Regions from separate parts of the Homo sapiens genome. Here region 1 is linked to region 2. The links are chromatin contacts, found by Hi-C or POLR2A ChIA-PET in ENCODE. All regions are on one chromosome and are shown on one strand. The core of a region is the stretch at or near the end of the contact, and the rest is flanking DNA. Distances in the headings are between cores, read along the strand shown.

The links. A loop is a pair of places that touch in the nucleus more often than their neighbours do. ChIA-PET counts read pairs that join two places held with the same protein, here RNA polymerase II (POLR2A). Pooled maps may share reads with other maps.
Region 1: a map of natural killer cell shows a loop between it and region 2 (2.5-fold over the local background). The contact joins two enhancer-like sites. A Hi-C loop is called at or near these places in 3 of 168 maps with a recorded cell type or tissue (CD4-positive, alpha-beta T cell, astrocyte of the cerebellum and natural killer cell), 1 of 37 single-sample maps with no recorded cell type and 5 of 50 pooled maps. POLR2A ChIA-PET finds 5 or more read pairs at or near these places in 12 of 52 experiments (CD4-positive, alpha-beta T cell, GM10248, H1 and 8 more).

Annotation. Positions count from the first base shown.
Region 1 is chr3:128,799,236-128,803,370 of GRCh38, reverse strand. The region is part of intron 3 of RAB7A (RAB7A, member RAS oncogene family); the gene reads right to left. Among named protein-coding and RNA genes, the nearest start is that of MIR12124, 46 kb to the left of the region's middle. Within about 2 kb of position 2,885, at least 9 of the 41 ENCODE cell types and tissues checked have a DNase peak (open chromatin) inside an H3K27ac peak, as active enhancers do.
Region 2 is chr3:128,757,352-128,761,395 of GRCh38, reverse strand. All of the region lies in intron 1 of RAB7A (RAB7A, member RAS oncogene family), which reads right to left. Among named protein-coding and RNA genes, the nearest start is that of RAB7A, 33 kb to the right of the region's middle. RefSeq lists an enhancer at 2,425-2,924. Within about 2 kb of position 1,800, at least 7 of the 41 ENCODE cell types and tissues checked have a DNase peak (open chromatin) inside an H3K27ac peak, as active enhancers do.

The sequences.
Region 1 (4,135 bases), core at 1,636-4,135, 41 kb before region 2:
TCTTTGTCACCTGCTTGTGTGGTTTGTTCTTGTTAGTCTGGGAATCTTGTTATTTACATGTTTAATGTAATCTATTAATCAATCTTCAACATTTTATGATTTGTACTTTCTGTATTTTCAAATGCCAAAGGTGAAAAGTATTCACTATTTTCATTTTTTAAGTTTTCACTTTGTATTTTTTCCACCTTCAGGTCTTGAATCCTCTGGTTCCCCCAAGCTAGAATGTAAAGCCCTGTCCTGGTCCCACTTATTTACCCTACTGGCTGAGCGCAGTGGCTCATGCCTGTAATCCCAGGACTTTGGGAGGCCAAGGTAGGTGGATCACCTGAGGTCGGCAGTTCGAGACCAGCCTGGCCAACATGGTGAAACCCCGTTTCTACTAAAAATAAATACAAAAAATTAGCCAAGCGTGGTGGCAGGCGCCTGTAATCCCAGCTACTTGGGAGGCCGAGGCAGGAGAATTGCCTGAATCGGGGAGGCAGAGGTTGCAGTGAGCTGAGATCAGGCCACTGCACTCCAGCCTGGGCGACAGTGAGACTCCTGTCTCAAAAAAAATAAAAAATAGGCTGGGTGTGGTAGCTCACGCCTGTAATCCCAGCGCCGTGGGAGGCTGAGGCGGCCAGATCATGAGGTCAAGAGATCAAGACCATCCTGGCTAACATGGTGAAACCCCATCTCTACTAAGAATACAAAAAATTAGCTGGGCGTGGTGGCACACACCTGTAGTCCCAGCTACTCGGGAGGCTGAGGCAGAATTGCTTGAACCCAGGAGGCGGAGGTTGCAGTGAGCCAAGATCACGCCACTGCACTCCAGCCTGGGCGACAGAGTGAGACTCCATCTCAAAAATAAATAAATAAATACATACATACATAAATAAAATAAAATAAAATATGTACCCTACAACACCCTTCTCTCCATGTATTACCAGAGAGGTGCACCCTGTGCCCTCTGTTCCTGTGCTCTGTGTATTACTATACTAATATCACTGTTTAAACTACCACAAACTCACAATAAACTGTTCCCTGGAAATTTGTCATGCCTATTTGATTCCATCTAAGATACTAATCAATTTCAGATTCTTTCTGAACAGTATAGAGAACTTTAAAAAACAAGAAACACAGCAGTCACTAATCTTTCCCTACACATTAGATTACACAGTTCTGATCTTTGTTTCCTCATATTACTTTGGAAGTTACATACTCACGATTCCAAAAATAGATACAAGTATACTATTGAAGTGTTCTTCCTTCAGACCTATCTTCATGAAATCACTTTCTGCCTGGAGTTATCCTTTAGAACTTCTGCCACTAGCCCTTAAAGATGTACTCTTTCATTCAGGAGGGTTATTTCAGCAGAGACAGAACACTGTGCTGCCCATCTCTTTCTCAACATACCCCACTGCCTGCTGGGCTCTGCTGCTACTGCCAAGAGTCACCTGGCAGCCTCAGTGCTGTGCTTGTCAGGTTTTCCTCAGTCTATTTTTAAGTCTTTTTTTTTTAATTTCATTATGACTTACACAGAATTCTTTTTATTTATCCTTCCTGGAATTTGGGCTTCTTGAGTCAGTGGATTGGTGCCACACCAATTCTCGAAAATTCTCAGCAAATATCATCTTTGATCTATTATTCTCTCTTTACACCTTCTGAGACTGATTAAAAGTAGGTCCAACCTTCTCACTTTCACTTATTTCTTTCATATTTCCTGCCATTTTTCTTTCATTCTTCCAGCCCTTTTCTGGTGTGGCCAATCTGCTATGATTTAGCAGCATTCTCTGAATTTCCAAATTTCATTGATTGTGCTTCATTTTCTCCCCCTATCAATGTTAACTGTTTCGTTTCTTCCCTGCAGATAAACGATTATCTTATCTTTAACCAAAGCCCCTTTAGTGAGGTATGGCTGACATACAAAGGCTGCACACAAACCATCACTACAATGTAGGCCACAAACCTACTCATCAAAAGGTTCCCCCCATCCTCTTATTATTACTTTTTGTGATAAGAACACTTAAAATAAGATCCTCTTAGTAAATTCTTTCAAAAAATTTTTTTGTAGAGATGAAATGTGCTATTTTGCCCAGGCTAGTCTCAAACTCCTCTCTTGGCCTCCCAAAGCACTAGGATTACAGGCATGAGCCACCGCATCCAGCATGCAAATTTTTAAGTGTACAATACAGTATTGTTAACTACAGGCACTATGCTGTACACATCTCTAGGATTTATTCATCTCATATAACTGAAACTCTGTATCCTCCTTATTTCTTTAAATACAAAAAACACTCTGGAATTACCAGGGAAGTTTCCACTGGTTCTTTCTTGTGGTGCCTTGTTTTATTTTGATTATGTTTTACTGCAAGCTGCTAAAAGCCCTCGAAAAACACATGAGGATTCCTCAAGATCAGGATAATGACGCCTTTGTGCAGAGACAATGATTTTCATTTACTTCTAGTATCTGAAGCTGGCTGCAAGAGCACAAGGGTCATCCTTTTGCTTCAATCTCTTGGGAACTTGTTATCTTTTTCCACTCTTTCCTCATCTACATGAAATCACTTTCTGCCTGGAGTTATCCTTTAGAACTTCTGCCACTAGCCCTTAAAGATGTACTCTTTCATTCAGGAGGGTTATTTCAGCAGAGACAGAACACTGTGCTGCCCGTCTCTTTCCCAACATACCCCACTGCCTGCTGGGCTCTGCTGCTACTGCCAAGAGTCACCTGACAGCCTCAGTGCTGTGCTTGTCAGGTTTTCCTCAGTCTATTTTTAAGCCTTTTTCTTTTTTAGTTTCATTATGACTTACACAGAATTCTTTTTATTTATCCTTCCTGGAATTTGGGCTTCTTGAGAAGCCCACAGTGCGCTGTGGATCTCCTGATGGGGTTTACTTCAAGAGTGCAGCGCCCCAAGGTCCCAGCTTAGTAGTACAGACGGGACTGTTATGACAACCCCCGACCCAGCAGGGGCCGAACTCTGATTTCTGAATTCGCTGGCCCACATGGCTACCAAAACCACAGCTCAGCTGGAGAAGTTCTATTTTCCCTCAGCAAAAGGCAGTCTGAGTCTTGCTGTGACACATGGAGAATCTTCAGATGGGCCTTTACCCCAGCTCCCTGAAGTAATTCTACTCCCTTCTGCCTTCTGTTGAGAATTTGTCAGTCTGTTGTTCCTTTATAAGTCATGTCTTTTTTTTCTATAGTTGCTCTTAAGATTTTGCTTTTCGGTCTTCTACAATTTTAAGTCTTCTTTTAGAAAATTTGCTCAGCTCTTACGGCTTACTGCTTTTTTCAGCTCCATTTAATCTACAGTTTAACTGTTCCTTTAGCTTATTTCAATACTATGTTTTCACTTCTTGAAGTTCTAAGTTTTCCATATCCTCATTTTTTTATAGTATCCCTTTCCATTATGGTTTCTATTTCTTTTTAGAACATCTCTAGTCATTGTGAACATCTCTTGTGGTACATTATTTCCTCATGTGGTTATGAACTCATCTTCTCTCCTGCGGTACTAAATGTCCCTACAGAGTGGTCTTACCCTTGTTTTTGCCAGGAATGACAGGGATTTATGTTAAATCCTTTGAGACAAAGATTTCTGTACATGTGGAGAGTGGGACTGAGAATCTCCAACAACTGCAGACACAAGCTTTGCCAATTTCTTGGGCCAAGGTTTTCCAGTTCTACTCTCAAGCTTGACTTGCTTAAACTGTAGTTACATTTTGAAGATCTCTAGGTGTATGTGTGTAGGTGAGGTGAGGATGAGAGATTCATACCAGCTCTGTCCTAGAAGTGTGAGTCAATTAAGAGTCCTGATCCTCTAGGAGCATGCCATGGCTCGAGGTCAACACGTGCACAAATTTCTACCTTTAACCTACATCATTCACACATTTCAGCAAGCCCCCACTATTTGCCAGGTACTTTCTAGGACTATAATGGGATTAGAATTGTATTTGCCTCTAGAAGCACATAGGAAAGAACAACTGCCATGGAGATAGAAGTTTCCAAAGATCTGAGCTAAAAGTTGGAGACTTCAGGTGGGTATACAGGCCCTGCTGGAAGCAGAGACATATCCACCAACACAAGTCTGTAAGAGCAGCACATGATTCGGAATGACTGGAACGAGACAAAAAAAAAAAAAGTGAGTAACAG
Region 2 (4,044 bases), core at 551-3,050:
CTTCTTCCTCCGAGTGGGATGGGGGGGTATAGAGGACTTTGACTATGGTTTGCCATATTTTAAGTTTTAAAACAATGACTATGTATGACTTCGTAATCAAAAGAAACTCTCAACACAAAAGGGGTTAGAGGTGATCAGGAATCTAACCCATTATATGAGGGCTTTAAGAACGCTTCCCAAAGAGGATACCTAGATGTTGAATCCTCAACTGGGTACAGAGATTATCTTAGAAGAATACAGGCCAGAATTTTAACATGGGGAGGAGGCAACAGGCTGAGAAACCTCAAGAACAGCTGTGCTTACTTTTTATACACTTACGCCAAGGATTTGGGGGCTGGAAAAATCTGACCTCTTGGTACTCTTGTTTCTACTTAGCTTTAGAAACAAATTCGTGCATCTGTACAATTTCCATCCTTATCTGTAAGAAAGGCTTCCTCTCCACCTCTTAGGGTTGTAGGGAGGATTCCACAGGCAAATGGGAGATGAAGCTTTTTAAGGGATAAAACACTTTATATAGGTCTATACCTTAACTGAAGTCGCTATGGGACCGGCAGTGGAAATGACATGATTTTGCCTAGGTTCCCCTACAAAGAGGATTCGACCACAAAAGATTTCAAGGCCTACACTAGTTCCATATGTTTATAACTCAGTTTAAGCTAGAGGCTGTTTTTCTGCAGCTCTTGCTAGCCAAAAACCTAACCACCTTACACTCCAGGCTTTGCCTTTGTTATGATTGCTAGATGAATTTCCTTGCTTCCACACAAAGGCTTGACAATCAACAGACGGTTAGGTGACAGCATTGACCTTATTGCTCATCCCAGTATATCTAAGGGGTACTCACAAACCAGCTATTAGCACTCTACATTGTAGGAAGTGTTTCTGAAACAGAGATATGGGAAGGATCAATATAAGAATCCTCCAAGATAAAACCTATCTCTGGGAAAAAGTGACTCCATTATTGCTGGAGTATTTGGGCTCTCCAGAGATAAACAGAACCAATAGATTACACATAAAGACAGTTATTACAAGGAATTGGCTCACAGGATTATGTAGGCTGAGAAGTCCCATGACCTGCAGTTGGGAGGTCTGAGAATCGGGAGAGCTGACAGAGTTAAGCTCTAGTTGCAGCCTGGAGTCCAGAGGGCAAAGAACACCTATGTCCCATCTCAAGCACGGTCAGGCGGAGAAAGAAGACTTTCCTGCTCAGCCTCCTTCTCTAAGCAGCCTCCCGTGGATGAAGCTCACCCACGCTGGGGAGGGCAGCCACCTTCACTCAGTCCACCAAATCTCATCCAGAAACACCCTCACAGGCACACCCAGAATAATGTTTAGCCACATATCTGGGCACCTGAGGACCAGTCAAATTGACTCATAAGTCATCATCGAGGCTGGGCATGGTGGTTCACGCCTATAATCCCAGCACTTTGGGAGGCCGAGGCAGGCAGATCACCTGAGGTCGGGAGTTAGAGACCAGCCTGACCAATATGGAGAAACCCCGTCTCTACTAAAAATACAAAATTAGCCGGGCGTGGTGGTGCATGCCTGTAATTCCAGCTACTTGGGAGGCTGAGACAGGAGAAGTCGCTAGAACCCAGGAAGCGGAGGTTGCAGTGAGCCAAGATTGCGCCACTGCACTCCAGCCTGGGTAACAAGAGCGAAACTCCGTCTCAGAAAAAAAAAAAGTCACCATCATACACGGGCAGATATGAAAACCTAACAGAGCTTACTTGAGGTTCAGGTACCATGGGGTGTTGTAACGCCCAAGCAAAAGCTGAGATCTTCAGGCTGAGGAGGAAGTGTTAAAGAACAGAATGTCAAAGGTTTCACAACACTTTGCTTCTATTTCAAAAGCTACATTCCTGCAAAGGAAGTGTAAAAGGACTAAAACTTAAAACCCATTCTCAAACTGGGCCCACAAGATCTTGGCAGAATAGACGTCCACCTGCCTCACAAGATCACCCAGTGCACAGCCTCCCTCAGACAACTTTTAGGTAGTCATGGCTAGAAACTGATCCGAGATGGCAATGCACAGCAACTGGGATAATCGGGGAAAGGAACTAACATAAACCTTCCTTACCTACCACATTAAGCTCCTGTGGCTTTTCCACCGCTAACACTGAATTCCTGCCACATTATGAGGAGCTAATACACAGTTTACTTAATCTTATTCCTCTTAGGTTAAACCATTTGCCTCAGAATGTAAATTCTCAGTTTCCCTGTAGCTACTCAACAATCTCAATGTAACTATGAAACCATATTTCATGGCCAGAGACCTATCAGCTTATGGCACATTTGGATTTCTTTGGAAAAAGAATTTGAACAGAAGATACTGATCTTAATTTAACTCATTTGTAAAACACAGGGGCTGTAAGTTGAAGATCACTGAACTTAAAAACAAGCTGTAGTCTGTTTACTACTCAACCAAAGCCTGAGTGAGTAGCATTAGAACAGTAAGTCCCCTTAAAACTCTGAGCCAGGGATTTTGTTTCTTTGTGGCAACAGAAACATTTCAAATGAACTCATATGTTAAATCTTAAGCAAAAAACAGATAAAACACAGCTATTCGTGGGATGGCCGAGAGCAATCCAATGCTACCAAAGGATCATGTTCAAGGAACCCTCAAGAGTTCTGTCCACAACCAGAATATCATTGATATACTCCAAACCCTTTTATCTGATATATGAGAAAACTAATGCTCAGAGACAGAAGCATGCTTGCCCAAGAGTAAAAATCCCTAAAGATTTTTCGTTGTTGTTTTAAAGTCATTCATTCTTGATGAATGTCACTACAAACAAGCAGAATTAAAAAACCAAACGCAGGAGGCTGGGCCAGTGGCTCACGCCTGTAATTCCCAGCACTTTGGGAGGCCGAGGCGGGCGGATCACGAGGTCAGGAGACCGAGACCATCCTGGCTAACACGATGAAACCCCGTCTCTACTAAAAATACAAAAAAAAATTAGCTGGGCGTAGTGGCGGGCGCCTGTAGTCCCACCTACTCGGGAGTCTGACGCTGGAGAATGGCGTGAACCTGGAAGGCGGAGCTTGCAGTGAGCCGAGATAGCGCCACTGCACTCCAGCCTGGGCGACAGAGCCAGACTCTGTCTCAAAAAAAAAAAAAAAACAAAAAAACAAACACTGGGGTGGTGGCTCACACCTGTAACCCCAGCAATTTGACAGGCTAGGGCAGGAAGATCATTTGAGGCCGGAAATTCAAATCCAGCCTAACCAATATAGTGAGAGGCTGCCTCTACAAAAAAATTTAAAAATTAGCCAGGTGTGGTGGCTCACACCTGTAATCCCAGTGATTTGCGAAGCCAAGGACAGAAGACTGCTTGAGCCCAGAACTTTGAAGTTAGAGTGAGCTACAATCGCACCACTGTACTCCAGCCTGGGTGACAGAGCAAGACCCTGACTCTAAAAATAAAAAAAATAAAATAGGCTGGGCGCAGTGGCTCACAAGTGTAACTCCAGCACTTTGGGAGGCTGAGGCAGGAAGACTGCTTAAGCCCAGGAGTTGGAGACCAGCCTGGGCAACACAGCAAGACCTTGTCTCTGTTTTCTTAAAAATATTTTTCTTAGGCCAGGCACAGTGGCTCATGCCTATAATCCCAGCACTCTGGGAGGCTGAGGCAGGTGGATCACTTGAGGTCAGGAGTTCAAGACCAGCCTGGCCAGCATGGTAAAACCCCACCTCTACTAAAAATACAAAAATTAGCTGGGCGTGGTGGTGGGCACCTGTAGTCCCAGTTAGGAGAATGAGGCAGGAGAAATCACTTGTAACCCAGGAGGCAGAGGTTGCAGTGAGCTGAGATCATGCCACTATACTCCAGCCTGGGTAACACAGCAAGACTTGGTCTCAAAAAAAAAAAAATTGTTTTTAAAATAAATAAAAATATTTTATTTAAAAAATAAAATATAAAACATTCATCTTGTGCCTCTGCCTCGCCTGTACTTCTAGCTTTGCTTTCAAACTGCTAAGCACACCTGGCCTCAATATCACACTTGTTCCCTCTCCTGCACCATCAGTGGCTCAAATGCCATCTT